Regions from separate parts of the Homo sapiens genome. Here region 1 is linked to region 2. Evidence: read pairs that join two places in POLR2A ChIA-PET (ENCODE). Cell type or tissue: MCF 10A. All regions are shown on one strand. Links, peaks and the distances in the headings refer to the core of each region. The heading gives the core; the rest is flanking DNA. Region 1 overlaps SRGAP1 (SLIT-ROBO Rho GTPase activating protein 1). Region 2 overlaps SRGAP1 (SLIT-ROBO Rho GTPase activating protein 1).

Evidence for each region. Peaks named below come from ENCODE experiments on the same cell type or tissue, not always from the same donor. Only the 100,000 strongest peaks of a DNase experiment are listed, where the experiment ranks them.
Region 1: POLR2A ChIA-PET joins it to region 2 with 9 read pairs; 3 of 35 experiments call an interaction of 5 or more read pairs at or near these places.

The regions. Positions count from the first base shown.
Region 1 is chr12:64,032,108-64,049,010 of GRCh38, reverse strand. SRGAP1 (SLIT-ROBO Rho GTPase activating protein 1) reads right to left here. Exons shown (of 22, transcript NM_020762.4): 5 at 6,039-6,221; 6 at 5,436-5,564. Among named protein-coding and RNA genes, the nearest start is that of KICS2, 180 kb to the left of the region's middle. In MCF 10A, for the core only: no CTCF peak of the experiment used is centred there; no DNase peak of the experiment used is centred there.
Region 2 is chr12:64,095,243-64,112,145 of GRCh38, reverse strand. It overlaps SRGAP1 (SLIT-ROBO Rho GTPase activating protein 1), which reads right to left. Exons shown (of 22, transcript NM_020762.4): 15 at 14,771-14,905; 16 at 3,109-3,214; 17 at 160-384. LOC105369798 (a long non-coding RNA gene) reads left to right here. Exons shown (of 2, transcript XR_945018.2): 2 at 12,503-12,726. Among named protein-coding and RNA genes, the nearest start is that of KICS2, 120 kb to the left of the region's middle. In MCF 10A, for the core only: no CTCF peak of the experiment used is centred there; DNase peaks (open chromatin) are centred at 7,575 and 10,435.

The DNA.
Region 1 (16,903 bases), core at 5,558-13,557, 65 kb after region 2:
CACATCAAGTTAAAAAGCTTCTGTGCAGCAAAAGAAACAATCAACAAAGTGAAGAGAGAATCCACAGAATGGGAGAAAATATTTGCAAGCTATCAATCTGACAAGAGATAAATAACCAGAGCATATAAGGAGCTCAAACAACTCAATAGGAAAAAATCTAAAATTTGAATTTAGAATAGGCAAAAGATCTAAATAGAGATATCTCAAAAGATGACATACAAATGGCAAACAGGTATATGAAAAGGTACTCAACATCACTGATCATCAGAGAGATGCAAATCAAAACTACAATGAGATATCATCTCACCCCAGTTAAAATGGCTTTTATCCAAAAGGCAGGAAAGAACTAAAGCCGGTAAGGATGTGGAGGAAAGGGAACTTGTGTACACTGTTGGTGGGAATGTAAATTAGTACAGCCACTATGGAGAACAGTATGGGAATACCTCAAAAAACTAAAAATAGAGTTATCATATCATCTAGCAATCCTACTGCTAGGTATACACCCAAAAGAAAGAAAATCATTACAACAAAGAGACATCTGCATTCCCATGTTTACTGCAGCACTATTCACAATAGTCAAGATTTGGAAGCAACTGAAGTGCCCATCAATAGATAAATGGATAATGAAAATGTGGTACATATACACAGTGGAGTTCTATTCGGCCATGAAAAAGAACGAGATCCTGTCATTTGCAACAACATGGGTGGAACTGGAGGACAATATGTTAAGTATTAATAAAATAAGCCAGGCACAGAAAGACAAACTTCACATTTTCTCACTCATTTGTGAGAGCTAAAAATCAAAACAATTAAACTTATGGAGATAGACAGAATGGTAGTGGGGGTGATTGGGAAGTGGGGATAGTTAATAAGCAGAAAAATATAGTTAGATAGAACGAATAAGAGCTAGTATTTTTCAGCACAATAGGGTGACTACATTTAAGTGTACAATAAATTACTACACAGTAATTACTACACAGTAATTTGTTGTACACTTAAAAATAACTAAAAACATATAATTGGAATGTCTGTAACAAAAAGAAATGATAAATGCTTGAGGTGATGAATACCGCATTTACCCTGATGTGATTATTATGCATTGTATGCCTGTTTCAAAATATCTCATGTACCTGATAAATTTATATACCTACTATATAGTCATAAAAATTAAAATTAAAAATGTGATCACTTTATATTTGCTTATAGTATTTTCTGGTTTTTTACAATACACATGTACTGCTTCTATAATAGTTTCTACGGAAAATTTATGACTTTTCTGTGGTATCAATAGATCCATTTATAATGGTTCATCATAGAAACTTTGTTAGAAAAAAGACAGATACTGACATGAGTGGAAGGTAAAAGGAAACTGGGGGTTTATATAAAAAGATCTCAACTTTAATTCTCTGACTCTTTATAATGCTTTGAATTTATCAAGATACATTTACTGCCTTTCATGTCATTTCACATACAAAATGCTGTGCATTAAAAATGTTGTCTTGACTTTTTCTCACCGGAGGCATTACAGCTCTTCTCATTATTATTAGATAGCTCAGTATAAGATGTACTTCGCTAAATAAACTCACAAAGCATGAAGAATTCTAGATACCTCTGCATAATAATCTACCTGTTTCTTTTTCACCAGGAAGGGTCAAGCTTAATGGTTGTTAGGATCACTACTATATATGCAAATTGGATTCCTACAAAATAAGCAACCATTTTAGAATATACATATTCACACTCTAATTGCCTTAAAAGTGAGTCATGGAACATAAAAATTACTTTCACTAAGAGAGTACCCAATTTCAGCTGAATATACAACAAACCAACTTCATATCATTTATTTCCAATATCTTAAGTTATATTATTTGAGAATTGTTCACATTTTAAATTTAAGACTGATCTTTCAAAAGTCCAACTTTTTTAAAAATGGAAAATCACTTGGGATATTTAACAGTTACTTATTTAGGTCAGAGTCAATTAGATCTGGAAGTTAAAAATGTATGAGTTTGAAGCCTACCCCTGATTGGCTGCATAACCTTAGGCAAGTTATCTAGCCTAGCTAAATCTCAGTTTTGTTTTGTTTTTTTTTTCAGTCTATAAAATGGAGAAAACACTATTTATGTCAGAGTGTTGTGATGATTCAATGAGATTATGCTGCCTGTTACATGGTAGGCACTCAATAAATATCCATGACAATGATGGTAATGACTCTCAAAATCCTGATATGCGATTCCAGTCTGATATATCCCAAGAATATTGAGGATGCTCCTTTACATCTCCACACAGATGTCTGATAGGTATCTCAGTCTTCTCAGACATAGCAGGACTACTGCTCCCGCTTCAGCCTGCTTCTCCCCTGGGGCCCCCATCTCAGTAGATGGCATTATCAGTAACCTAGGAGTCATTTTTTAGGACCTCAACCTAGCAGTCATTTCTATCCTCTTTTTCACACATGGCAGCAAATTCCTGTGAGCTCTAGCTTCAATCTGTTTTGATCCTACCACTTGTGTAGGTCTATCACTACTACACCAGTCCAAGCCAGCATCATCTTTAGCCTGGGCAACCACAAAGACTCTTGCTATAGCTCCCTGTTTTCACTCGTGTCCTCCTGCCTCCTTTAGTCTATTTCTCACTCTGCTGCCAGAGTGAATCTTTAAAATGTAACCCAGGTGATGTCACTTCCCTGCTCAAAAAACCCTTCAATGGCTCCCCATCACACATAGAACAAAATTCAAACCCTTCCCTATCCAAAAGATGCTAAGTGATAGGGCTTCTGCCAACCTCATCTCCTAGCACCTTCCTCCTCACTTGCTCAGCTGCAGCCATCCTGGCCTCCTTTGCTATTCCATGAGCATCTTAAGATGGGAAGACACACCTCTGCCTCTGCACCCTTCAATATGCCAGTCCTTCTGTGTGAGGCATTCCTTCCCCAGATAGCTGCATGGCATTGCAGCTCACTCCTCTACTCAGGTATCAGGCTTTTCCTGGACACCCCATCAAAAGAACCACATCCATAGCTCTGTTTCATTTTTCTGTATGGCATTGTCATGACTTATTTTATATGTGTGTGTGTATACATGTACTTGTATGTATATAAATTCATTTATAGTTTGTCTCCCAACTCGTACATAAAATCAATAAAGATGAAGCCTTCATTTTATTCACTGCTGGATTCCCATTGTCAGGAATGGTGCTTAGCACCTTTTAGGTATTAAAGAAGTACTTTTCTATACACGGAGAGTTTTTCTTGTATTAAAGTTGGTTTGGATGGGCTGGGCACGGTGGCACGTTCACACCTGTAATCCCAGCACTTTGGGAAGCTAAGCCAGGTGGATCACGAGGTCAGGAGTTCGAGACCAGCCTAACCAACATGGTAAATCCCCATCTCTACTAAAAATACAAAAATTAGCTGGGTGTGGTTGCGCACGCCTGTAATTCCAGCTACTCAAGAGGCTGAGGCAGGAGAATTGCTTGAACCTGGGAGGCCGAGGTTGCAGTGAGCCAAGATTGTACCACTGAACTCCAGCCTACGTGACAGAGTGAGACTCCATCTCAGAAAAAAAAAAAAAATTGGTTTGGATTTAGCCAAGTACTCCAATCACTACGAAAATGAACCCCAATCAAAAAAGCAAGAAAGAATATTAGTTCTTTTATATTCCCTATACCTTGGAGAAACCTGACAGATTTAAGTTTGAAAACTGGGGTTATAAAATTCTTTATTTTTACTCAAAAAACTAAAATAAAATCTTTTATTTAGGAAATCTAGGGGCAGTGTAACAGAAAAAGTTCGTTTTATTTCATTAGGGTGCTGGAAGAAGTAAGTATTTAAAACAACACAAAAAGGTTCTGCATTTAAAATAATCAAGTGATTACTTGAATGAAATATTTTGTAATAAATGAAAAAAGAAAAATTTCCCTGGTTTTATTTATTACTACATGGTTCTATATAAACAAATTATGATATTATAGGATAAAGTTGTTTTGAGACGAAAAGAAAAAATTCACATCAGAGGTTGGGTGAGGTGGCTGGCCAGGCACAGTGGCTCAGGCCTGTAATCCCAGCTCTTCTGGAGGCTGAGGCAGGTGGATCACTTGAGCTTAGGAGTTCAACATTGGCCTGGGCAACATGGTGAAAGCCCATCTCTACTAAAAATACAAAAATTAGCCTGTGTGGTAGCATGTGCCTGTAGTCCCAGATACTCGGGAAGCTGAGGCAAAAGAATCGCTTGAACCCAGGAGGCAGAGGTTAAGTAAGCCGCGATAGTGCCAGTGCACTAAAGCCTGGGTGACAGAGTGAGACTCTGTCTTAAAAAAAAAAAAAAAAAAAAAAAAAGAGGCACATCAGAGTGTTAATAAGCTAAAAAATAATTCCTTCCCTCAACAATTCTTTTGTAGAAATCCCAAACTGTGGCTGAACAGTTTGGCACAGCTAAATACATGAGACTTAAATTCACCAGAAAAATGAAGTTGTTTTAACCTACTGTATGTTTAAATTATGACGGCTACTATGAGCCATAAAATATTCTATAATAAAACTGTTGAATCCAGGCAATACAAAGCAGTATATGAATAAAATTCCAGCAGATAACCCTCTGAACCTCTATGACTTTATCTGTGCTGTTTTTATGGCACTTAATCACTTGTTATCTTTTATTTGCAGGCAGTGGCATTTTTGGACATGGGATTTTTGTGTTTCATCTTTGCAGTCTCTTACAGTGTTAGCACAATTACTGGGCTACTCAGTACATGTTTTCTGAATGAAAGGATGAATTAATAATGTGGAGGGTTAAAGTTGGGGAATAATGGCAGTAAATGCTGCATACATATAATGAATATGTATTAGGAGAGCTCTAAATAAACCTAATTACTGCTTTTTTATATCATATCCTATGAGAGAATGTACAGAGACTTAGTTACATCTGTAAATGTCACTTATGTGCACTCTATTTTGCATCCCAGTAATGATCACAACTGTAATAAAGTAATCATCCATTTAATCATTTCTTAAGTATGTCTTCTCCACTTTAAATCCTAGAGGGTAAGGGCTGCATATGGCTTCTAAGAGCTTCAGCATCTCACAGTAGTGGGGGCCCAATAAATATATTTTGAATTAATGAATGCAGTTAGGGCTGTGCCACTGCATAACTTGCAAATGACTGGGCCCTGTCTTAGCTAAGTTTACCAGGCTTCTCACAGCTTCACAGAATCTAACCAGTTATTTTTCATTGGTTTTAGGATACACGCTTTTTCACATGCATCTTACAGATGATAGTGTCTTCATATTACGGATAATTTAAATAAAAGTATTTTTTTCTTTTTGAGTATTACGTAAAATAACAGTCTTAAGAAATGACAGTATTTTCCAATCAACGAAATATGGTTATTGTTAATTTCATTTTAATATGGAAAAGACAAAAACTTCAAGTACTCACATCAATTAAATCAGAAAGATCATGAATATAGTACTTGAAAACTGAGGCATTGGTGGCTTCAAGTGTTAGGAGATATTCGTTCCGTGCCTTAATTGATTTTAGCTTATTTTCTGAATATTTTGCTTGTCTCTGGAATGAAGAAGATCCAGGCATTGGGAAAGAATGCAAAGTCATTTTTAATCAAGACAGAGAAACATACATGCATTTTTATTAACCTTAACAATTTATTCCACATATACAAATGACCCTGAAAGTCCTTTGCCAAAAGTACATTTTGAATCTGATTTAAATAGCAAACTAAAATTACCCAGCTATGGGGAATAATAACAATGTATTTGGGCTTCAGGCCCATTTGCAATGAAATCTCCTTGTTAATATTCAAGTTCTCCACACTGTGTATTGAATACTTGGCATTCACCACTAAATGATGTCCAGCTGTTATTACATGATTTTTATATTTCCTAAACATTTCTCATTCCCATGGGAGGAAATGCATGTCTTTTCACAATAACTTACAATGTGTGGATATCAGCTATTGCATCAGTGTTCTTAGTATTGTCTCCTCAAATGAAGGCAGAAGAGCTCTGCAATCTCTTTACTTACTTTTTCTTTCATTTTTTCAATTTTCTTTACAGAGCTTCGCCGTTGATGTCTCTCCTCTAGTCGAATATGGAAGACTGGATCACCAGATCTCCCAATTTGCTTTTCCTCTTGTTTTTCGGCCTCTTTCAGCTTGCTCTCTGCACTGATGCTCTCTGCATGATACATATGGTATGTTTTCATCACCTGTGGAAAAGTGACCCAAATTGTTACAAGATGTCTGTCTGTCATTTAGAGAGTGAATGGGAACCATTTATACGACGTATATGATACACATACCACCTTCCAAATGGCAGAGGGGAAAAGTCAGATTGTCAGTAAAGTAAGTGAATTATGGACTACTGCTTCTACATAAAGCACACAGAAATATGCAAATTCATCTGCCAGGAAAAAGCACCTAGAGGACAGGATTTGGTGAAAAAATGATTTACGGAGTCTTATGCATACTTTTCAATGTACTTGAAAAGTTCTCTTAAGCTTAAAAGTATTTCTGTAAAATCTCCTCTACATTATTAATTTGCAGAATAAACCGTTTATTCATGGATTGATTTTAGCCCAACCCAAACCCAAATTAGTACAGTCTTTATTAAAGGAATTTTATTGCATAAAATCTATTTTTCAAAGTAAAAAATGTAAATATTAAGGTTCATACATAGTTTTAGTTGAAAAAACATTGTTTTTCTGACCACAAAGTAATATATATTTTTTATGTTCAATGTAGAAAACATTTATTTTCTTAAAAAAACAAACAAACAAAAACAAAACAAAACAAAAAAATAGGCCGGGTATGCTGGCTCATGCCTGTAATCCCGGCACTTTGGGAGGCCGAGGCAGACAGATCACTTGAGGTCAGGAATTCGAGACTAGCCTGGCCAACATGGTGAAATCCTGTCTCTACTAAAAATACAAAAAGTTAGCCAAGTGTGTTGGCACATCTGTAATCCAGCTACTCGGGAGGCTGAGGCAGGAGAATCACTTGAACCTGGGAGGTGGAGGTTGGAGTGAGCTGACATTGTGCCACTGTACTCCAGCCTGGGTGACAAAGTGAGACTCCATCTCAAATAATAATAATAATAATAATAATAATAATAATAATAATATAAAAGAAAATAAAGAAAATAAAAAGCAATCAAAGATAACCACTGACAAGATTTTAGTATAAAGCCTTCCAGCCTTTTCTCTATGAAAACACACACACACACATACACACATGTACACACATTTCTTCCTTTAAAAATGCCATATATGGCTGGCTACTGTAGTGAGGGGATGGCAGTTAAAACTAAGGGCAGGGCATGGTGGCTTCACGCTTGTAATCCCAGCACATTTTGGGAGGCCAAGGTGGGAGGACTGCTTGAGCCTAACTAAGAGTTTGAGACCCGCCTGAGCAACACAGCGGGACCGTCTCTACAAATATAAAAAAATTAGCTGGGCCTGGTGGCATGCACCTGTAGAGCCAGCTACTTGGGAGGCTGGGGCGAGGGGATTGGTTGAGCCCGGGAGGTGGAAGTGGCAGTGAGCTGAGATTGTGCCACTGCACTCCAGCCTGGGTGACAGAGTGAGACCTTGCCTCAAAAAAATAAATAAATAAATAAATAAATAAATAAATAAATAAAATAAAATGCCATATATGATTTCTCTCTTTAAAAAACTGAGATCATCCTACGTTTGTAATTTTTAGATTACAATGTCCTTTGCCACTTAGATATCAGCATATTTTCCTATATCATTAAATATTCTTCTAAACATAATTTTAAGTGCTACATAGTATTTGTCTATATGACTGTTCCATAACTTAATTCCCCATTGTTAAAAACTTTAGGATATTTCAACTATTTGCTTTATAAAGTTGTGTTAAAAACCTTTGATGTATATCTAATTTATTCTCTTAGAAATGATATATGTAATTTGAATTTTAATAAATTTAGGAATATATAGAACATAACAATTTCATAATGTATTAAAATTTACAGAATGAATCCTCAATTATTACACATTTTGGCTATATTATTGTTACAAAAAAGTTTGTGTACAAAATTGTGTCATATTTCCTAGGACAAATTTTCAGAAATAGAATTGCAGCATTAGAGAATATGCACATTTTTGAGACTTAGTAATATATTGCCAATTTTATACTCAGCTAATTAAAATAAACTGATCTATTGTGTTATCTCTGAAAGTATTTCAGACAACATAGGTGCTTAATAAATATTTTCTTAAATAATAAACAAGCTATTCATTATTTTTATAACGGTACCTATAAATCGGTATGTAATCTCTGTATTCTTAGGTACAGGAGAGTAACAGTCACAGATTTCAGAGTCACAGATTTTATCTGAAAATCATAATTTTTCCAATATAATTTCAGTATGCTTTCATATGTCAGACATCCGGGTGAATTCGAAAACCTGTGTATTTTGAGCACAATTATGCTCCTTAAAAGAAACAACACATGTAAGGTGTGATGACTCCAATGCAAAGGATGTATCGAGGAGCACACCCGAACTCGGCACCCAGTGCTAAGCATTTGTGGCAGTACTTTATTATAAATGATGTCAAATTCTCATCCCCAGAAGACAGACTTCATTTCATATGGAAATAACCACGTTACTCAGAGCCAATTTTATAACTAAGGTCTAAGAAGTTGAGAATAATGCAATGTTTTCAAGTAATGAATTTGATTTTTCTCATTTCAAGAGATGAGTTTTTAAATAGTTTGAGACCTGGAAGCATCACTGGAACAAATATATTTATTTAGGTTAATCCATATGAAATTGATGTTTCTGTAGGTTATTAAAAAGGTGGAAAATCAGCATTTTCTTATGGTTCAACTTAACACATGTTCTCAAGATGACTATTTTGAAGGGTAAAACATGGGGTTAACGAAGAACCTTTACTTATTTTCATAAAATCTGATGATGGCTTTCCTTAAAAATGTAAGCTGGTAAATCATGTTAAAGGCATTACAGAGCCAGAACAAAGTAAGGGCTAAAATATAAAGCACTGGCAGCTTTTTCTGAGCCGTGTGTAATTGGAAAGTTGTCTGTTTTTAGTAATTATTGAACCTGTCTGGGAGAAGTTTGGTTGGCTACTCCAGTTTAAAAGCAAAATAAAATAGCAGTAGGAAGCAGCTGAGCAGCTGGGAAATGAAAAGGGAGTCACCCCGCAGCTGGGCAAACAGCAAAAGGTCAACGAATCTACACACACCTTGCATTTCTTTCTAGGCTTGGCTCTTGTTATTCCCTGCCTGAAGCAAACCCACATACTATTATATTTGGGTCTTGGTTCCAGTTATATCTTAAAATGAGAGGGTGTACACACACACACACACACACACACACACACACGTTGCTCAGCTGTCTGTATTCTTGCTAATAGGAGTGAGGAAATGAGAACATGTGACTCTCATTACACTTGGATGAAAAGGCACCTCAGGCCACCCCGAGTATCTGAGAAATATTTCTTTTAAATAAATTATCGCAAAGAAAAAATCTGAACTTCTGACTCTTGCTTGACTTGGACACTGAGGACTAGTATAAACAGGTAGTTTGCACAAACTAAGCCTGAGAGAAAGGATACTGCGCTGACTGCCAGCAGGGTGTTCCTTACTGACTAGTGTGGGTTAAAAGGAAAACATTTGAGTCTGACCTAACGCTGGAAAGAAAAGAGTGTATCTCATCATAATGTGGTTCAGCACAATAGCTGAGTATTCTCTACCTAGTTCGGTGGTAATTTCCGGAAAGCAAATTTCTTTGTTGAGTTTTCCAATTTGTCTTAGGGTTTCCACTATTCACTAAAATGTTAACAGTTACAGTGAATGAATTTTAAAAGTTGGGGAGATAAACGCTAAAAGCTTTTTCGAGAACTCTAATTGCAGATAATGAATGCAAGTACAAACTGCATTATTTAAAATGTAAGCTGTTGACAGAAGTCAAATGTATTTTGTGTTTAAAATAACAGACAGTTCTCTTTCTTTTTCAGAGAAGTAAAGGAAAGCTTTTATTTTTTACAGGTGCATTTTGAATACATACTGCAAAGAAAATAACAGCTTCTCCACCAGCTTAATGCAAACACAAGCCTTTGCATACCAAATGACCTGACAGGCATATAGCCATGTAAATGTACTCCCATAGCATATTTTCCTGTTTGAATTCTTCTCTACTAAAACTTCATGCATAATTCTCCATTCAATACACCTAATTTATCTTTCTTGCTCCATTTTTCCTCAACTGCTGAAAAAATAGTCAAGTAGAAAACGACCCACGTCATGAATTTCCTTAGGAGATTGGGATATCCTATATGATAACTTGCACAGAAGTTAATATTTTTTTCTTACTGACATGGCCATATCATGTATCTGACACTACTCTTATAGTTTAAATCAAAATAATAAAAATACCTGTAGCAAATTTAATGCTTCGTGTTAAGAAATCACTATATATCTGAAAACTATATGTGTTGGAGAGATCAATAGATTAATGATATAGTTTCTACTTTTTGACTACTGGCTCAAAAGTTAGAAGACACGGATCCCAGGAATGGATCTACAATTACTAGGTGTCGGGAAATTATTTAATGCCTCTTGATTACTTTACAAGGTCGTCATGGATGCCAAATTGTGTGTCCCTGTGTGTGTATTTTTTTAATTTAAATTTTATTGAGTATTTACTATATATATCTATGTATACAATATATACAGATATGTACATATATACGTATAATTTACTTTAGCAAGCATTATATAATGCTCACTATGTGCTAGACATACTTTTCAGCATTTTACGAATAACATATTTAATCCTTCTAGAAACTCTTATGAAATAAGTACCTTTATTCTTCCCTTTATGTTGATGAAAAAACTGAGGCAAAGAGAGGTTATGTAACTTGTCCAAGGTCACACAGCTGGCACAGCAATGGTGGGAACCCAGACAGCCTGGCTTCAGATGAGGTGTTTGGGACTGCTACGCCATAACCTTTGGAAAGTCTAAAGTATCATACAATTGGAAGGCCTCTTTATCTAAGGGATACAGTCACTCTTAGTTATATGTAGGAATAGAGGAAAAGAGAGGATGAAAGATATTTATGTATTCAACATGTGCTTGGTGCTTACCACCCATAACCCACTGATGGGTGTGAAAAGAAATACTTGGTTTCCATCTTCTAAGAGTTTAAAATTTTGGAGACTAAAAAATGGGCCTTTGATATTCTGATGGGCACAGATGAAGGGAGGGCATCCAGGCTAGAAAGATGGTACAAGCAAAGTTCTAATAAGGCAGGGATGCGGGAAAGCACACAGGTGAGGTGGGCATGAGCAGACCAAGATGGCAGAGAAGGGGTCCAGGGAAGAACTTGGAAAGTAGATGGTTGGGTAACAAGCTGAAGGATAAGATTAGATAAGTTGGCATGGGCCAAAGAGTCTTGAAACCCCCACTAAGAAGGGCATAATGTATTCTATAGGTGTTGGTGAATCCACAGTGTTGCAGACAGTATGGTCAAAGCAGTGTCTTAGTAATAACATGGTGGAGATATGCAGGATGGCTTGGGGTGACTTCATTTAGTACGGAGGAAGAGGGAATGGACAATAAGAAAAAGAATCCACGATGACAGTTATAAGGCCTTTTCCCTGTTACCATTCTCTTTGACCTTTTCTTAAACTTGACATGATTCCCTCTACCATGGAGTTCAATGCTATCAGACTGGTCCCAACACCCATCCAAGCAGCAATTTGTGTACCACTCTGAGTCAGTCACTCACGGCTCCCTCCCCAGAATTTATATGTTCCTGCCTCTGCAGCTTCTCCCAAGCAAGTCCCTGAGCTGCTGTCCCCCAGCACCTCCTCCTTTTGACATTTGACCCATTCTCCATGGCAAGCTTAAATCTCACCTATGGCTAAGTGTTCCCTGGCTTCTCAGCCAGAGGGATCTTATTCTTCTGATTGCCAAGACAAGTATTGTCTTTCAAGACAGCTCTTCATTCAGAGTCTTCAGCACATAGCACTTTAGCTATATGTCACAGATCTCTGTGTACCACCCAGATTGTGGACTGTCCTGTAAGAAGAGCCAGGGTACCAGTCATGTTTATGTACCTTCAGATTCTTAAAACTGTCTCATATACAGTATGAGTAAAATAGGTGAGAATCAAATGAAGGATAAGAACCCATTTTATAGTAAGCTTGTCCATCCATTTATTCACTTAACAAATATTTATTAAACATCTACAATGCATCTGGCATTGTTCTTTTCTATCCTCGGCTTCCAAAATAGCACCAGCAATAAATACCTGGGATTGGACTAATGGGATGACAAATAGTTCTAAGTCATTTGTGAAATATGGTTAGTGTTGGAATTTATGGCCTCTCAGAAAAGAAATGATGTGGTGGTTTGGCAGGGAAGGGAGATGAAAAACAGTATGTTAGTGACAATATTTCCTAACTCTATATAGCCTGCTGCTTCACTAAATCCATTAATCACTAAAAGCTCTTCTGAGAAACTACATTCTTTGGGTTTCTTATCAACTACCTAAGATAAAGATCTATTTTCTACAATCAATACATAAGAGGACTCTAACTGTAGCTGAATTTCTGCAAGTGCCAGACTAACCAAACCACTGGGGTAATACCACAGCCTTGGAAGCCCACGCCCATTGTTTCCCAGGAAACTCTCAGGTGCGTGGGGAAAGCCACCAGGGCCACCTTCAGCTGAACCCCAGGAACCTAACACAGCCACAGTACCTCCCTCCAGGTCACAGCCTCTCTTTGGGCAAGCTGTCTCTCTGGCGGCTTGAGACAGTGGTAGTGGGCAGGAATTCCCTCAAAAAGAGCACTCAGGACACGTGTGCCATGATCTTTACATCTGCAATCTCCAGTCTTCTTGCTCTTTAGTATACCTGGCCAAACCCGCTGATGAACACAGACTCTGGAACCAGGAAGACCTGGATTTGAGTTCCAGTGCCATCAATTCTTAAGTGGGCAAGTTTCCTAATGCCCCTGAGCTCCAGTTCCTTCGAGGTAAAATGGGGATGAAATGACAGAATGTAAGCACACAGCACGGTGGGTAGTTATGATTCTTGACAGTGTCTAAGGTATGATGTAGAAGTAACAGTGCAGGCTTTGGGCCTTCATATCCAGGCTCTAAGCAGATAGGTGCAGGCCACTGTCTCCCAAAGGCAAAGCAGCAGAGAGAACTGAGGTACAATAAAAGCAGACCAACAGATGCCTTTTTGCTATTTCATGTTGAGAACTGGGCTAGCACAAACCTCATAAAAACTAAAACAATATATCAGTAAGGATGGCCTTGGAGGCGACTGCAAAGACACACATTTATAAAACACTCCTGAATTCACACTTTGGAAATGCTTTTGGCCTGTCTACACACACCTCTTATAATTAGCGCCTTTTTCAATGTATGGTGACAGTTACTCTAGAATCAGGTAGACATTAGCCCAGGTTTCAGGGTGCAATGTATACTGATTTTATTTATTCATCCACCAAACAGCTACTGAGTGTCTGAATACCAGACACTGTGCTAGGCCTTGAGACTAGAGATGAAAGACATAATCTCTCCCCAGTAGGGGTGACACAAAGGCCAGCCTACTCTTACTGCACTACAAATAGGAAGTGGATATATGCAGAGGTGGGAGAGGGGCAGTTGCTGGACTTCAGGGTAGGCTGAGTGAGAATTAGGTAGAGAAAAATTCCCAGGCTTCTTTGTAATCAGCTTATATTTAAGTCTGGAAGCCCATTTAGGGAGAGAAAAAAATGGATAATATATTTCATTTATATAAAGGATATAAAGGCATGAGAAGCCAGCCCTTAACATACACCTACAATGGATGTCTCTGTTTCTCAGTTCCCATCCCATCCCCCACCTCCCACTTAAGGCCTGCAAGTGAAACCAGAAAGTTTTTTTTCTTTTCTTTTTTTTTTTTTTTTCTTGTTCCCAGCATCAGGGCTGAAAGAGTTGCTGATCCCTGAGGTCATGAGTGGCCAGCAGGACTGTTACAATGATAAACTTTCACAAACCCACCTTCTCTCCCTGGGCCAATGTGGCTCTTCATAAATCAGTGAAAGCAAAGTTTACAAAACTTCAATTACACTTGCAAAGCAGCATTTATAGGACAATTCAGTTTGAGTAGTAGCATACTCATGGTTAAGAGCTCCGACTCATGAGACAGACTGCCTGGGTTCAAATCCTGCCTCTGCCCTTACTTGCTGTGAGGTCTTTGGCAAGTAACCTAACCTTTCTGTGCCTCAATTTCCTTACTGTAAAATCAGAATTACAATATTACTCACTGCCTAAGGTGGTGGGGGGGATAAAATGTGTTAACACATACGAAGAGCACAGAAGAGGCTGACATATAAGTGCACAGTAAATGTCAGCTATTGATATTTGAAAAGAATGCCATTAAATAATTCATTTCAATAACAGGTCATAATTTTTCCATGATTGGAGGGATTGTTGTTTCTAATAGAGGTAAAAGGAAGAAAATCAGCAATATTTCCATTTATATACTACTCTGCTTTTGCACTGCTATAGAGAACCACCTGAGACTGGGTAATTTATAAAGAGAAAGGATTAATTGACTCACAGTTCTGCAGGCTGTATAGGAAGCATGGCTGGGGAGGCTTCAGGAAACTTACAATCATGGTGGAAGGTGAAGGGGAAGCAGGCATGTCTTATGTGTCCAGAGAAGGAGGAAGAGGGCAAAGGGGGAGGTGCTACACACTTTTAAACAGCCAGATCTTGTGAGAACTCTATCATGAGACAGCACGAGCAGGATGGTGCTAAACCATCAGAAACCACCCCCATGATCCAATCACCTCCCACCAGGTCCCACCTCCAACACTGGGTATTACAATTCAACATGAGATTTGGTTGGGGACACGGAGCCAAACCATATCAGTGAATATGTTAAGAATTTTAGCAAAGCTCTTTATTTATTTATTTATTGAGACAGAGTCTCACTCTGTCACCAGGCTGGAGTGTAGTGGTGTGATCTCGGCTCATTGCAACCTCCACTACCCCCTCACACCGGGTTCAAGCAATTCTCCTGCCTCAGCCTCCTGAGTAGCTGGGATTACAGGCGCCTGCCACTGTGAGTGGCTAATTCTTGTATTTTTAGTAGAGATGGGGTTTCACCATCTTGGTCAGGCTGGTCTTGAACTCCTGACCTCATGATCCACCTGCCTTGGCCTCCCAAAGTGTTGGGATTATAGGCGTGAGCCATCGCACCCAGTCTTATTTATTTATTTATTTCATTTAGATGGAGTCTCGCTCTGTAACCCAAGCTGAAGTGTAATGTCATGAGCTCGGCTCACTGCAACCTCCGCCTCCCGGGTTCAAACGATTCTCCTGCCTCAGCCCCCAGAGTAGCTGGGATAACAGGCATTCGCCACCATGCTGGGCTAATTTTTGTGTTTTTAGTAGAGATGGGGTTTCACCATGTTGACCAGGCTGGTCTTAACTCCTGACCTCAGGTGATCCGCCCCCACCACAGCCTCCCAAAGTGCTGGGATTACAGGCATGAGCCACCACACCTGGCCACAAAACTCTTTAGAATGAGCAAATAGACCAAGGTGAACAATTAAATAGCATGAGATACGGTCTTTAGGGCAAGTTTATCAAAGGAAATTTGAGATACGTTGTGACTCCACTGAAATGAAATCAGCATAACAGTTTGAATTTATCATCAAATTATATTTATAATCCAAACAAATGCTTTGAACAAAAGACACTGTCTGGGACTCTGCACCCTGCTGGCTAGGGACTGCCAAGTAACCAAATGACAGGGCAAACGAGATGCAGGGACTAAGTAAAACAAAGGGAAAAATGGAGAACACATATGCAAAGGGAGGAAATAAAGCTAAGAAACATCACAGAAATAATCAGCTTCTGTTCACTGTAGTGTTAATACTTTTGTTTCAGGAGTTATCATACAGAGCGGCATTTTTTTTCTTTTTTGGGGATTTAAAAAATATTTTTATTTGTAATTGACACAAAAAAATTGTACACATTTATGGGGTACAGTGTGATGTTTCCCTCTACACATACTTTGTATAATGATAAAAAATGACTAAAAAAGGTAATGTAGATAAAATGTTTGATGCAAAAATAACATTAATATTATATGAAAATATGTACATTGCTAAAAAGTAAAAGCACTGATACTCATACATTTAGATGGGTCAAATAATGCAGCAGAAAATTCACAGACAGGCTAAAGAAATGTTTGAAATGTGCTCAAGATCAATAATAAGTGAAGAAACATGAGGCAGAATTTTTTTTTTTTTTTTGCTTTGAAAGCTCATCTCACTTGTTTGTAATAGGAAATCACGTCATCCAGAATTTAAAAAGTGACTGTGGGGGCTTGTTGTCAGCTGTCGGGGGCAGGACTTATGTGCAGAGCTAGGTCCGTGGCTCTGGTCAAGGCACTGCCTTGGGTCACTCTGTGCTGGCCCAGGCCTGCTCCATGCCTGGCTGCTGGATAAACCAGTTCTCTTCTGACCCACAAAGCAATCCAATGGTGGGGCAAACTCAGGATCTCTCTCAGCCCAGAGATCTGACTGATGAGGCAGAGTTTTTAACTATTTGTAAAAAAATGAAAGTATCTCATACTACCATTGACACAGCCAGGTGGGAGGGGGTCACTGGAGAAACGCCAACTGGCCTGCCCATGGGATGGAACCTCGGCAAGTTTAGGCCCTTTGCAGTGGGAAGGAGCTGGTCCCTCCTCTTCCTGTGTAGAACCTGAGATTCAGTCTTCCAGTGGGAGAAGCACTGGAGCATGGGACACTGTCCCAGGGAGAGTTCTGTTTCCCCCTTTTCTTCCTTTTCACCAAATAAAACCCTGTCTTACTCACCATTCAAATT
Region 2 (16,903 bases), core at 3,918-11,917:
GGGTCTTAGTATTCTAAAAATTTATTTCAAGTTTTACTGCTTCTTCCTTTTAAGTTGGAAGCATTGGTGGCTTATGGGAAACTCTTTCTTCTAATCAAATTGATAGCTATATTTCCATAATTTTCGGTGGGAGAGGAGGACTAAAATTCTTAGACTTACCAATAGTCATCTCCAGCCATACATTTCTCATAAACAGGGCCATCCAGCTCTTTAGCATCTGGGAAAATAGTCTCATGGTGGATGATGATGGTTTTGATAATTTCATTCACATGTGCCTGGCAAGACACTTGATCCTGTATTTCTGGGACAGGCATCAATGTTGGGCCAAAGCAAATGGCCAGGTTATAAGGGTCCATCATATTCTCATCGCTGTACTGTGATAGACTACAAAAGGAAACAAGAAAGGAGTTATAAAAGAACAAAGAGAAAAAAAGGATATAAATGTTTAATAACAAGATACTTCAATACTTTAATAAGATACTTCAACTTTAAGTTGGCTCAGCAAACTCCAAAGAAAGTGAAATGACTTATGACCTTAACTAAGTAGAAATTGAGAGGGGATTCTAAGTCCTATTTGCTTAACTAAGTAGCATTTTTCAAAGTCAGGAGGGGGTTTAATATAATATTCACTACAATGGAGACCAGGATCACATAAATGAGTTTTATTTGCAAATGTGACGGTCAAGCTCTAAATGTTCCTCAAGTAAATTTAGGATACACAGTGAGGATTTCCATAAAGCTTTATGGATGTCTTTAAAATTGTCTTCTCCCCACTCAAATATATCTCAGATTTTTAGTTTTCTCCTATAAATCTTGGAGAAAGCCTAGAAAAAAACAAAGAACCTTTTCTTTGTAACTACTGAAAGGAGCCAATAACTCCAGGCTTTATAATCTGCTTTTGGGTAAGACATTCAACACTAGGTGACAACCAGTGTCACAAAAGCCATTATAAATACAAGAAAAGGGGAAAAGAATCCTCAGTTCTCTTATTCTATGCAAGGCTTGCAAACTGTGGGGGAGATTTCCAGTTGTCTAGTACTAATTTCTACATTCTACTCAATGGGTATTTGTGAAATATTTTCACAGTGACTCAAAATAAGCCAGCTCTTTATTGCTATGCTCCTTGTTCTAGGGAGAGTTTAGATATGTTATCTTTCAGTGTATAGAATGTCAATCTTGAAAGGAAATGTAAAATCCAGGTGAACATATGACAAATGGAAGGAGAAAAAGGAGACTCAACTACCTTTGTGAGGTGATGACAGATACAAAGAAACTGAGATACCACATGACATGATACTTTACCCTTTTTTTGGAAATAAGATAGTCTAGGAAGTAGAAAATACAAAAGCATAATTTCCATAGCTAACATATGTCTTTCCCTTCTGCCATTTCTCAAACACACAATATTTTTTAAAAAATCACAATAACAGTAAATGATCATATTACAGATCATCTTGAAAATGGAGATTCTGAATAAGAATGGCCTAATTTCCAAAAGACATACTTCAGCTCAGTGGAGACAGTCACAGTTAATCTTTCTGGGTCTTTAGTGCTGGCTTGCAAACAGAAACTTGATGTAAAAATGTTACTTCCAAGTTTTGATTTTGCAGTAAAAAATAATAGCTAATTTCTCTTTTCATAATCCCCATCCCAAGCATCCTGCCCTAGAGGCTGGGCCCTTGTGTCTGCATGAAGGCAGGTGCAACCAGCTAGGGGGCCTCTGGGTAGAACCACTGGAAGCAATAACAGCAACACCCATGGTGCATTTGCCATTCTTTGAGATGCATGATGAGTTAGGTTCAGGTTTTGAGAACTTTCTTAATTAACAGACTGCTTTCCTAGTCCATTATGGATTATTAGTTCACAGTGGATTTTGTTCAGGTGTGTCAGGAAGATTTGGTAGGAATGGTATGGAGGGGGCCAGCAGGAATGCAAGGTACTCCATCCTGGTGTATGGTGGTGGTGGTGATGGTGGGGCAACAGGCAAGCCTCTGGACTTTTAAAACTGCCTGAGTGAGTGTGTTTCCTTAAAGGTAAAAATGTATAGTGTCTAGCCTAACCATAGTTTAAACTTAACTCTCTAGATACTGCTTTTTTCCAGTGGTGATTAATGTACAAAGGGGTTGCTACTGTCGTTTGTGAATGTTTTAGGCACCACAGGTCAGCAGTAGAGTCTCATTCTGTATGGTTCTCTGCCAACATTTCCCTATTGTATGATACTTGGCTCTTGGGGTCAAGCTGAGTGGGTATGATTTCAGGACTAGTCAGCGGGATTGTAATAAATCACCGTGGCTTCTGAGAACTCCAAATGTCCCATGAAATAGAGAAAAGAAAATATCCGAATTTTAGGAAAGGAGAATCCATGCTAGCATGAGAAGGCATTTCCCCAAGTTTACTCAATAAGTTGATTCCCCCTGCATTTCTTTGTTTCCAGCTGCTTAGCTGAAATGTTGAATAGCAAGAGTACTCTTAGATAGGACTTGGGGAAGCTGTTCTTATAATGGAACCCATACAGCAGGAAGTAGCATAGCTGAAAATCAAGTTGCTGAAATTAAAAGAATAAAGTTCTTTGAAAATAATGTAGTAATTTAAAAGATTTGTTACTCTGTTTAGGAGAACATTTTGAGGTATTTTCTTGTTGATAAGGTCTCATTACAGTGAATTTGCAGAAATTCTTTTTTGGATCTGTGTACAGCTCCCATCTATGATTTTCTTCCATCCTCAACTACAATATTAAAAAGTCGCAGAAATTTTCCGCAATGAACAGCCAGTTTACATCATTTTGACAAAAACATTCATGACAGTTTTGGATGAAAGTCTGAAAAACACTGAATAACACTTCTCACTGAAAAGTTGTGGTTTTTTTTTAGTAATATTTAAATATCTTTGCATTTGTGGCCACAGTTTTTACATCTGGGGTAGGGCTTTCATCTATCAATGATGTTGATCTGCTGAGGAAAAATGTACCTTCAGTACATTTTTCAATGTATATTCAATCATTTTTCTCTTTGACTCTGCTGATAAATGGAACCCAACGTACATTTTACAGGATCGAAGAACAAAGACAGAATTCAGATGGGCCTTTTGTCAGAGCATTCAGGTACTTACTGATTGAGGAAGGCAAAGAGGTACCTCATCACTATAAGGACCGACCTGGGCAAAGTCAGGAGGAGTTTGCGGATGTGAAGCGCCCTCTCATAGAGATTATCTATTCCTACAGACAGAAGATGACATGGTCAGAGTCCTTTCACTTGCCACATTTAAAACAGAACACTGCAGTACATGTATTACCGGTACACATCTGAATATAAGCAACACCCTGCTCTTGTGTGAGATCCAATTGTAACCAAAACAGCGAATAAATGATCGGCTTGGGTATACCACCATTCCAGAGGGCATCTCCTCTGACCCTTACCGTTTTCTCCGATTTTCATGGACTTGGCTTTGAGTAATTTAGAGTCTTCTAGATTTAAAAACCATTTTTTCCTTTGCTGCTAATTCTAAATTTTGCATCTGATATGATTTCAACTTCTTGCTGCATGCTAACCAAAGTAGCTTTCTGGGGCATGGCACCTCTCCCCGAACTGTTATGCATTAATTCATCATATATTTGTCTATAATTATGATCCAGGCAATGTGCCAGGTTTAGAATCTCTCCTTTCTCAAAATTACCACTGCATTTTACTTATATGACTTTTCACCTTGTATTACATTATACCATCAATATTAGGAGAGCCCACCAGGTTTCAAGCACTAAGAATACATTAGCAATACAATTCCTGCCTTCATATGATGCATGTCCTGATGTTTATAGCTATTTATTTCCTTATCTCGTCTTCCCTGTGGGATGGTGAGCTCCCCCAAGACAGGATTACCTGAGACTAGTGTTATGCTACCTCTTTACCAGGAATACAAACTGTCTAAAGTGTCTGAATACTAAAGTGCTTGTGAACATCAGCAAAAAGGTTACTACTACAACACATTATTTGTATAATTCTCTATATATTTAAAAACACATTTTCACACTTGCTATCTAAGTTAAAAGGAATAATAAACTTTGCAGTAGGCAGGGCACACACTGTCATCCCCATTTATCAGATTAGGAAAATGAGAACTGGGCAAGTGGCATACCCAAGGTCAGCGGGCTAGAAGAGGCAGACCTGGGACTGCAACCTATGTGTCCTGTTTCATAAGTCTGTTTCACAAGTCTGTTTTCTGTTTCATAAGTCTGGTTGCCTTTCTTGGATCCCAAGACTACCACTTTGTAAAGCTGTACCTTTACAAAGTACAACTTTGAAGATACCCAATAAGCATACATTTGAGAAAATATTTCCAAAAAAGTATTATGTTTGAAAACAGTTCTGAAGCTTCCTATACTTTTATATCACCATATTGTTCTTAATTGCTTGAGATATTCATGAAAATACTTGAAAATTCTCAGTCCATAGCCTCTGACACCATAGTCAACTCATTCTCATTATTATTGTTGTTTTTTAAACCTTCTTCCACCTATAAATGTGGATAACTCTCAAAGATATCTACCTGGTTCTCCTCAATGGCAACCTCATCCAGTTGCAAGGTTACAAACATCACTTCTAAGATGATATCCTTGCTTCATTTTTCTCCCTTGAATGGGAAAGAAGTCCTGTAGTTTCTACTTCTAGATATCTCACTGCTAATTTTCTAACTGAAGTCTTGATTATTTCTAACTTAGACTATCAAAATACTCTCCTAACTCAGTTTCCCTTTCCGATTCCTCTTGTATCAGTGGTTCTCAACCTTGACTTGGATTCACTTGGGGAGATTAAAAATGCTGATGCCTGAGATTCTTTTATGCAGCCAGGGTTGAGAACCACTGTCTTAATTACTCTTGCTAAGCTTATTTCCCTGGAATCTTGAGTGCTGACCCCAGCTGTTTTCCACTTATTATCAAACTGGGCATTCTATTTTCCCTTTTGCATAGCTGAAAAGGTACGAAAAATCTATTAGGAATATTCTTGATTAACCAAGAATGAGCTGACAAAACAAGCAATAATTTATCAGGATTCCTGAGAAAAAACCACTTCCATTCCCACCTTTAAGTATGCCAAAGTTGGAACCGTAGCTCTGTCATCTTTTAGCAAATGCAATTTCAGAAACTCTTGAACCAGAATGTAAGTAAAACATTATCATGCAATTAACATTCTCATTCTTTCATTTTTATTCTTTCAATATAAATCTATAATTTATAATAGTGTGATCTTAGTAATACTGAATTGAATATACTACATTTTGCCTTTTTTATTTGTAAAATATTTCAAAATGGAGAAAATATAACGCTATGAACAAGGCAGATTAGGGTTACGTCTATTGCATACAAGCACTTTGTTAACATACTTCCCAGGCAATGGTCTTGATTTATTTTTCCCTGAAAAGAGGGAATAAGATGCTTAAAAAAGAAGTTATTCAACAGGTGTATAAATTCTCTCAGGCCACAATAACTCAATAATTAAGTTATCAACATTTCCACCCAGTTTGGTCCTGGTAGGATCAAGACATGTCCCAGAGTAAGCTGTTTATCTCCATGACAACTTCATGTGATATGTGCAAAACCACATTGTACAGAGAGGGAAGATGAAATGCCTAAACATGAAGTAATTTGCAAGTCATTGAGAATTTAATGGGAATTCTGTATCTTTAAATACTATTTCAACACAGCTGCATTATTATCTCATATCAGAAATTAACTGGTTGAATGCTTATTACCTAAAATAGCTGATTTTATAAAAAGTGTAATGTTGTTGCTGCTTTAAAGAAGACAAAGATGATTTAGCATACCTGTATCTAGAAAGTCTATCTCTAAAAATGAAAAAGAAAAAACTCTTCAAAAGCGAAATTATACATATTATGATTTATTCTTAAGACAACAATAAAACTTCTCCCGCTGTTTATTGAGAATCTTGGGTGTTTCAAAAGTGAAGTTTCCTCATTCTCCCAGCAAATCCTCATTTTAAAGTTAAGGTCGAGGCTAAGGTAAGAGAATTGCTTGAGCCCAGGAGTTCGAAGCTCCAGTGAGCTATGATCACACCACCACATTCTAGTCTGGGCAACAGAGGAATACATTGTCTCTAAAACAATTAATAATCATAAAGTTAAGGTCAACTATCAGGGACAGGAGTTTTGTAGCTTAACGCTAGTTTTAAAGTCCTAGAGTTAAAAACAAAAGGAAAGGAAAGGATGTAAAAAGAACCACTCTTACTATATTATTCATCTTTAATATTTGTCAAATCCCATAGACAGCAAGTCACTCTGGAGGCTACATTCTCTGTAACTACAGGACATAGGCATTAATTCCAAGAGATTTTGTTGTTGTTGTTGTTTTTGAGACAGAGTCTTACTCTGTCATCCAGGCTGGAGTGCAGTGGGGTGATGTCAGCTAACTGCAACCTCTGCCTCCCAGGTTCAAGTGATTCTGATACCTCAGGCTCCCAGGTAGCTGGGATTAGGAGCACCCACCACCATGCCTGACTAATTTTTGTATTTTTAGTAGAGAGGGGATTTTGCCACGTTGTCCAGGTTGGTCTCAAACTCCTGGCCTCAAGTGATCTGCCTGCCTCAGCCTCCCGAAGTGCTGGGATTACAGGTATGAGCCACCATCCCCGGCCTCAAGAAGTTTAATCTTAATTCAAGATCTTCTTGTTTCTATCTCTTGGTTCTAAACTTAGTCCCTCTACCTCTTAAAGGCAGTTTTAAAATTTTATTTAATAAGAATTGAGGGAACAAATATTTGTACAGCAGTTTCAGAGTAGCATTATTCATAATAACCAAAAGGTAGAGACAACCTAAATGTTCATCGACAGATGAGTGGATAAACAAAATGTGGTATGCACACACAATGCAGTATTATTCAGCCTTAAAAAGAAAAACATTTCTGACACATGCTGCAACATGCATGAGGCTTGAGGACACTATGCTAACTGAAGCCAGTCACCAAAAGAACAAGTATTATATGATTCCACTTATGTTAGGTACCTGGAATAGGCAAATGCATAGAGACAGAAAGCAGAAGAGATAAAGCCAGGGCCTGGGGCGGAGGTGCAGGAGGATGGGGAGTTATTGTTTGATGAGTACCGAGTTTCTGTTTGAGAAGATGAAAAAGTTCTAGAAATGGATAGTGGTGATAATTGTGAATGTACTTAATGCCACCGAACTGTACACTTAAAAATCGTTAACATGGTAAATTTTATATTTTTTATATATATATATATTTTTACCACAATAAAAGAATGAGGGGGCCTGTGGGATGCAAATGAAAGACTTCAGGGGAAAAGCAACAAGGACATAAGTGACACTAAAAAAACTAGATAAAGTTATATGAGGCAGATGTACATTCTCTTTAACTACAGTCAACACAAATCAAAGCAAAACAGAACTGCTGGCATTCCTGAAGTAGTAGCAAATCTGTTCGTCTCGAAGGCCTCTAACCGTGATGGCTGCGAGCAGGACTCCCAATTCTACCTGGCTGGCTGCTCAACAGGCGCGCAATGTGTATCCTACAGGAGCTTCGCTCTGGTACAAATGACTCATTTACTGTCCTGAGTCCAGTTAGTGGGCAAAATTTATGGTTGCTGCTGACACCCTGATGAATGTGTGTTCCTAGCTGGCTCTGAGTGTGGCAAATTTCACAATTTCATGCTGGAGGGAAAGATGGGTCTTTTCTTCCCCTCAGAAAAGTTGTCAGTGGGGAAAATCAGTATTTCACTTGGATTTCTTGTAAGCTGGGCTTTGTTTTCCACAATTCAAGGTCTCATGTAATTAGGTAAAAGTGGCATTCATCCAACCTTGATCACATGCTCAAAGCTCCCTGGGCTAATATATGTTTTTTTCCCAGCAATGCAAGATTCTCATGTTAGCGTCCCAACTTCCCAGCAGGCGGGTTAGATAGCTCCATGTAAATGCATGTGAAAAATTTACCATAAAACACAAGTTACTTCAGCAAATGGCAAAAAGTTCAAATGGTCATCACTCTGAAAATACTGGTTCTTCTGTGGACTATTTGTAGAAGTATTTGTTTGCCAGAAAATGAATAATAAATCACAAGATGCAAATTTCTCCTTAGGTATGAAGACAGGGAAGGAAATTCCTTGGCAGCCACATTTAGAAACCGTTTATTTAACAGTGGGTACACACATACTTGTGAGTTCCATAGCCTAACAGCTGGCATTCAAGATGAATGTATCAGTTTCAGGACATTTTTAGGTTCACACTAACAATGTCAAGGTGTTAATCAAACCTTTGTATATAATTGTTTAACAGACTGACTTCTGTGAATTAAACCATTGATTTCTCTCCTAAATAACAGCACTATAGAAATACATACATAGATGTTTCCTATTCTGCTGAATTATCATATTGAGGTTAGTAAAGAAACTGAGTCTTAGCCTAGAGAGCTTTACCTACTCAGTTCAGATACTCAGCCTATTAAATATTTTTAAGGATAAAGGAAAAATTAAGAACATTATTATAAGGCATCAAACAGAAATTTAGAATTCAGAGAGAAAACTACCATGTATGTCAATAAAGCTGAAAGAAATTTTTATAGCAAAAACATATATTGAGCACCAGAAAAAGAGTTCAAAAGCTTTTTTCATGAAATAATCAGAAAAGGCAAATAAATTTAGGTACTAAGAAGCTCATCATAGTATTTTGGTATAGTTGCAAAATCACTGGAAACAATCTAAATGTCTAAACTAGGGGATTTGTTACATAAAATAGAAATCATTATAGGGTCACTAAAAGCTATATTTTGAAAATAATATTATTGAGTTTTAAAAAAGTGGTTTATGAAGAGCCAGTATGGCGTGGCATAATTTTTTACAACAGCTTGGCCGGGCACAGTGGCTCACACCTTAATTCTAGCACTTTGGGAGGGCGAGGAGGGTGTATTGCTTGAGTCCAGGAGTTCAAGACCAGCCTGGGCAATGTTGTGAAACCCTGTCTCTACCAAAAAAATACAAAAATTAGCTGGGTGTGGTGGTGCACGCCTGTGGTCCCAGCTACTTGGGAGGCTGAGGGGGGAGGATCACTTTAGCCTAGGAGGTTGCAGTGAGCTGTGATCACGCCACTGCAATCCAGCCTGGACAACAGAGTGAGAGCCTGTCTCAAAAACAATTTTTTTAACAACAGCTTTATTGAGATATAACTAATATACCATATAATTTACCCATTTACACAGTTTAACAATGATTTTTAGTACACTCAGAGTTGTACAAGATCACCTCAATCATTTTAGAGCATTTTCATCACTTCAAAAACAAACCTCTTATCCATTAGTGGTCACTTGGTACGATATAATTTTTATGAAAAGTACATAGGAGTGTGTACCCACAAAATGGATTTTTTGGCAATCAAAAAGAATGAAGTACTGATACCTACTGTAACATGGATGATCCTTGAAAACATTATGCTAAGTGAAAGCCAATCACAAAGGACAACATACTGTATAATTCTATTCATATGAAACGGCCAGAACAGGCAAATCTATAGAGACGGAAAGTAGATTAGTGATTGCCTAGGGCCGGGGGTGGTGGTGGTTATGAGTAAACGGGGAGTAATTGCCAATGTTTGCTAACTGGGGTTTCTTTTGGGGGTAATAAAAATGTACTATAATTGATTGTGGTGATGGTTGCATAATTCTGTGACTATACTAAAAACCACTGGCCTGTACTCTTTAATGGATGAATTGTAGAGTATGAGAATTATATCTCAATAAAGCTGCTTTACAAAGTACATAGGTACTGTAGAAAAACTCTGGAAAGATACTAAAAACGTTATCACTATCTCTGTGTAGAGAAATTACGATTTGTTCTTAGTTTATAATTTTTCTACAGTGATAACATGTTAATTGCATAACATTAGGTTGGTGCAAAACTAATCGTGTTTTTTGCCACTAAAAGTAATGGCAAAAGCCGCAATAACTTTTGCACCAACCTAATAAATAAAGCATTGACTACTCATTCGATGATTTAAGGAATTATTGTTGGTTTTAAGGGTATGATAATGGTATTGTGGTTATGTTGTATATTAACATGAAACATAGTATTTGTTGTTGTTTGTTGTAAACAAAATGTGTACATGCCAGTGATTCTCTTTGGGTAGTGGAATTATGGAATTTTGGTTGACAATATTTTGTTCTATGTGCTTTTGTGCATTTTTCAGGTACTCTACAATAACTACATGTTGGTTTTGTGATAGGAAGAAAAATTCTCCCTTAAGAAACCGTTTCCTCATATCCAAGTAGTCACCTAAATAATAACACCTAATGTAAAATGGAATGAAAAAGTTTCATCTGGGCTCACAGCCTTAAGGCAGTCAGAAAAAAAAACATGAATTACTTGAGTGGCTTTTCTAGGGCAAGTCACTTGAACTTATGCCCTAGGAAATCTCAGAGCCATGATGCAGGGATATTCTACAAGCTGCCCAGACTTTGTGGGTATGACCTGGAGCATTGACAAAACCACTCACAAAGTGGATGGTTAAAACAAAACAAAACAAAACAAAATAACTCTTGGGTGAGAAACTGAGAAACTACCAAGTTTGCCACTTCAAATTTATGTTGCATTTGGTTTTACTATGTCTTCATCCAGATAAATAATCTTTAAAAAGAAATGTACAATAAATTGGGGAACAAATAGTGCATATTTTTAAAAAAAGAATGCTAAGATAAATTTCCTTTGACTACATATATTTGTAAGCTTCCAAAGAACGTGGTCACTCAGGGTCATAAAGCATAAACATGGCTGGATAACTACTCATCACACACACACACACACACACACACACACACACACACACACACCCCTTTCCCCAAACAATCCAAAAATACGGAAGCGAAAAGTAGTGGGTGCTACAGTGCCTTATGCAAACTCTTAGAAAAGATGAAAAGGGAAGTTTTTCTATACAAAATAACTGTCATGTGAAATTACTTTAATGGGGAAAATCAAACCCAATTACAGCAATGCTACAAGATGACAGGGGTAAAAACAATCTATCACTCAGATCTCTCTTTCCTCTAAAATTTCAAAATCTTTGTTTCTATCATATATTAACTTAGCCTGCATTTATTTGTAAATATCTTACCTTTCCTACTACATTTTAAGCCTCTTAAATGCAAGAATCAAGTCTCTGAATCCCTAGACAGTTTTATACATTGTAGACTATTAATCAACTTGGTTCAAATCGTCAAAAGTCTGCAATATTGATAAGGGGATACAATGATAAAAGATGTATTATGCTACTCAAAGGATTTATTGAAAATCCAGGAAAAATGCAGGAAAATCCAGGAAAAATGCATTATGGTCACATTGGTAAGAAAAAAATGCTTGCTTAGAGATAATAACATCCAAGAATCCTCTCTTTCTTAAGAGGTTACATGTTGGAGGAAAAGGGGTTGTTCTATAAAGAGGTTGTTAGTGTCAATATGTATGTTTTTGAAACACCTGCCATTCTGTAAAACTTTGCACTAAAAGTAACAAGACTTATGGGGAAAAATAGGATTGGGGCAGACTACTCAACATTTATGAAACTTTGTAACTACTGCACTAATGAAAACATTAACAATCCTATTAAAATCCAAGGATTATGAATCCATTGATTTTGATTAATCCATTGTTTTAATACAGGAGGGAATGTCATTGTAGCTTCTTCACTTGCACTTGAGCACTGTAGGTACCCTTACATGAGATATCTCCATAGATTTTTTCCTTGTAGTTTACATATTTGCTAAATATGACTCTAATTGTGAGAAAGCTTGACATTGATTGCTACAAGGTATTTAATGTGCTGGGAAAAATCATGCTGGAAACAATGTAACTTGAGGATAACACAAATATTTCTAAATTCACGTGAGTTAATTATGCCAAAGAAACACATACTTAGCAGAACAGACAGATTGATAAGTGGCCAACCCAGGTATTGGCATATGTGACCACAGTTTATAGTCAGAGTAATTGTAATAGTAGTAATGATGACAGCTTGCAACACTTACTGAGGGTTACTATGTGCCAGGCATGATGTGAAACCCTTTACATGGACTGTCTCATTTATTCTTCACATAGACTCTATGAAGTAGGTGAAGAAACAGCTATTTAATAAGATTAAGTATTAATCTTTGCCCAAGTTTATACAAAGTTGGAAAGTGGTAAAGCTAGGATTTGAACCTAGATCTTTCTGACTCTATGGCCTCAGTTATTAAAAACCACTATGAAATGATATTTTTCATCCAATAAAAGTGTGAAATGATTCTATAATGGTAACTGACAATGTGGCCCAACACTCTTTATCCAATTGGTACATGTACATGTTACAGCTGACATGATGTATGGACCTAGAAAACCACTAAGCATTGTACAGCACTTGTTATTTTTCCAGACTTAAGCTTTTTGGCTAGGATGTGAGGGAAATCTTTGGACATGGCCAAAGGAGAATTCCAGAAGTGAAACACCTCCTTTTCATTTCTTTCCAGCTGGGTCAGAGGTTCATTGTGATGACTCAGGCTACGCAAGGGCCGTGGAATGGACGTGCAGCTGTACTTCTAAATTCCAATGGGACATCAGACTGGGGAGGATTATGACCGGGAAATTCATACCCAACTGGAGCCAAGACTCTAGGCACTGATGCCAGACAAAGAACTCGTGGTGGAATCTTGACTTTTCAATTCATTTCATCTATAAATTCTATTTAACTTAACATGCTCCAGGAATTAACTAATTCCTAACCTTCGGGAGTGGACAAATGTTAGGGCTGCAAAACTACTCCACAAGCCTGTGGAGCTAACTGTGGGCACTCCATTGAGCATATTCTGTGCCAGGCACTCTTCTTGGCATTTTACACATATTAACTCACTAAATTCTCACAACCCTATGATGTAAGGATTAATGTTCCCCCTATTTTATAGGTGAGGAAACTGAGATGCAGAGAGCTTAAGAAACCTGACTAAGGTCACACAGCTGATGAGTATGTGACAGAGCTAGGATCTGAAGTAGGCTCTTTGAATCCAGAGCCTCTATTCTTAACCTACTGCCTAAACTCATTTTCTAGTAGTAGGAGACAGAGGGGTTAAAAAAATTATAATGCGGGGAGATCAGAAAAATTCTGGACATACGTACCCAATAGAATAATGGGAGAGGAGAAAGTGATTAATCCTGGTTGGAGTGGTGGGGAGGACAGAGTTGTGGGAGGAATGCCAATTTGGCAAAGCCTTCACAGCAGATGTTGAATGGTTATCATGGACAGCTGAGGAAACAGCATAGGCAAGTGGATGGAGGTGGGAAATGGCCCAGCATATGTACAGTCTGCTACTGCTGAAATATACAGTAAATATGGTAGGGTAGCAGGAGAGGGCTGTGCAGCAGTAGCAGAGATCAGAGAGAGGAATAATTCAATTATATGAATTGGCCATGCCATGGAGTTAGCTTTTTTATTTTTTTATTTTTTTTTGAGACAGAGTCTTGCTCTGTCACCGAGGCTGGAGTGCAGTGGCACGATCTTGGCTCACTGCAATCTCTGCCTGCCAGACTCAAGTGATCCTCCTGCTTCAGCCTCCCAAGAAGCTGGGAATCCAGGTGCATGCCACCATGCCTGGCTAATTTTTTATTTTTAGTAGAGATGGGGTTTTGCCATGTTGCCCAGGCTGGTCTCAAACTAATGGAGACCAAGCAATAAGCCCACCTTGGGGAGTTTGCTTTTATATTGAAATAGGTTTTAAAAAGGGGAGAAAGCAAGCAACCCAGTTTTTTTTTTTTTTTTAACTCTAGCTGCAGTGTGAGAATGCAGGGCCAGGGGGTAGGGGTTGGGAAAAGAAGGCAAAATCTAGAAGTAGAGTCCATTTAAGACACTCTAACTATCCCCAGTGAGAAACCAAGGTGATGGGGATGGGGAAGGAGGGATGAGTAGTGAGATGTTTTTTTTGAGGGCAGATCAATAGGACTTGTTGATTCAGATGGGGGGTGGAGGGACTGTACGGAGATTTCTTTATTAAGAGTAAAAAGTTGATTCTTATGAAGCCTAAGTGATTGAAGTCAGCTCTAGACTCTTGCTGGGAACTCGGACTTAAAAGGGACACTGTATTTTTAGATGCATGGATCTTGATTGTGGCTAATAATTAATTCATGGTATCATTATTTTCACCTTCCTTTGTATAGTGTCAAAAAGCCCCCACTGAAGTAAACAGCAATGCTTTACTTTGCCAATGATTATCGGTTTCATAATATGTCATACACAATCCCAGAGCAACTCTGCCTATTAGCTTGGGTTGCCCACTGACAGATAATTACCACCTGGTGTTCCTGCACTGTAATAAGGATCTTTGATTTCATTTTATCCATTTCTTGAAATAACATTGAAAGATGGATAAATTACCCCACTCCTAAAATTGGTTGAGAAAAACCAAGAATCAAAAGCCAAGAAAAGGTCACATTTCCCAGCTTACAACTTCCTCCTTTCCCTTAGGCAGCTGGCACCTGGCTTTCTGCTCAATTCCAGCCATGAGTGGGAAGCTCCTGGCTTTCTGGAGCCAGAGGATGTTCAGGAGGAAAGCCCACTCAGCCGAGGGTGAGGCCACAGCTGGGAGGATGACTCGCACTGGATCCAGAAAGAAAACAAATGGTCCCAGAAATATGGTGGTAATGGGGTAATGGGGGTGGGGGTGTATGGAGGGGGGCCACTGCCTTTTCCAGGAAGTTAGCTAGTGAAATAATTCTTGTGGGAAAAGATGAAAAAAATGTCCACTTACTGATACAAGAAATCAGATCGTTAAATCTTTCCTTAGGAAAGAGGGGGTTTTCCAGCCCACGGAAATAGAGCTTCAGAACGCCAGCAACTGAGTTAATATCATGGTTACTCTGGTCATCAGCCAAAGGATTTTCACCTAAAAAAAAAAAAAAAACTCATTACATTAACAGTGCTTCTTTTTCTCTGAACAAAAATATATTTCTATGAACATACACGTTGCTATATATACATGTATCTTTTAATTATGCTTTATGAAAGATTATATGGTACTAAAATTAAAATAATTGGTTTAGATATCCCACCCCATGATTAACCTAAAAACAGTTGACTAAAATAAAGCTTTTAAAATCTTATGCTACTAAATAATCCCTTACAAGTTACTCAAATCTTAAAATAAAATATTGTGGAATTTATAATTTTACCCAACCCCCACTTTTTTTAAGCTGAAATCTGTAATCTTAGTTTGACATGAATTCAAACACTACATCCTGTGTTTCTTACCCTACTGGGAAAAAGACACACCATAGGTCTGTCTGACTATGCTATATGGGTCAGCAAAATTTATCAGAAATGTCATAGGTGCCACTGAATTGTGAACACCTACAATTAAATAAGTAGGTATTTCCCAAAGTGGCATGGTGGTGTTCACAGCACATCTGAAGGCTGTCTTGAGCAGAGGCAGACTCTAAAATCAGATAGAGGAACTTGAAAATGTACCTTTCATGTTACCAAGGAGTTTGTATAAAAAGTGGGAATTTAAAAAATATATCACAAATATAAAATTATTTTTTTTATGGTAAACAACTTTAAAATATTAGGCAACTAGTCTGGTGAGCGTTTCTTTCTGAGAACTAAATTAAATTATTAGGCAACAAGTCTGGTTATTGTTCCTCTAGAGATAAAATCCTTAAGAAGTTCAACATAAAATACAACCTTAAATCAAATTCTGTTTTTTATTTACAGTTTTATGCTTCTCTTCTAAAGTTCACAAAAAGTGTGCATTGCATTTTAACGTATTTTTTTGCTTCTTAGGGCAATTTATTTTTAGGGATCTGTTGTTCTCTTTTCTCTGTTCCTAGGGCAAGAAATCACTGAACATGAATTTATCAGAATATAATAATTACTATTATTTTTGCCCACTGTGAGAAAGCCTCACCCAAGCAGATCACAAACAAATAACAAATACTGGGAAAATTTCCAAGGAAAAATGATCATGTATTTTGCCTGTGGTGGCTAGCACAGAACCTGATACTTTACCATATTTCAGCTTACCCTGAAGATGGCCAATGCATGAGACTTGGCACATGTGGCTGCTCTGCTCTAACCATCAATTTTTACAGTTTTGCAGGTGAGGAAATCGAGGCCAAATAGGAATTGAGCGACTTGACCCGTATCACATGATTGATTAGTGGCTGAGAGTCTGATATGATTCTAGGTCTGCCTGACACGAAAGTGTGCAGCTTTGCTAATTATAATGTGCTAATTGGAATGTTTCTAACATAAGGAAATGATATGTGCTTCAGGTGATGGATATCCCAGTTACCCTGATTTGATCATTACACACTGTATGCCTGGGTTAAAACATCATATATACCCTATTAATACATAACACTATTACGTACCCATAATAGTTAAAAATAAAAAATTAAGGGAAAAAAGTATTGACATTGAAAAAAGATAATGTATATGGCATATGACCCAGTTTAGTAGAACTTATTTGACAGCCAATTATGAACAAGCATAAGGCACCCCCTAGGGTCACAGGGAAGGAGTCTGTGGACCGTGAGAAGAAAAAGGGAAGAGCTCCCGACAAAGGGAGGAGCTGGGCAGCAGGGAGGAGCTGCCTCCCTCACCTGCTGTCTAGGCCCAGGGCTGCCCTGGCCACTCTTCCAGAACTCTTTCGGCCCCACATTTGCTATACCTGGCACCGATTATCAATGTCAGTCCTCAACCAGGATGCAGAGCTCATATGCTTTTCTAATTTTAATAACAAGGGCTTATAGTTTTGGTACCATTTCTCAGCGATTCTTAATGGATTCTTACTGCTGCACCCCTAATGCAGTACATACAAAGAAAGGTTTTGAGGATATACAGAATAAGGGTGCCACTTCAGTTTACAGAACATGATGACTTT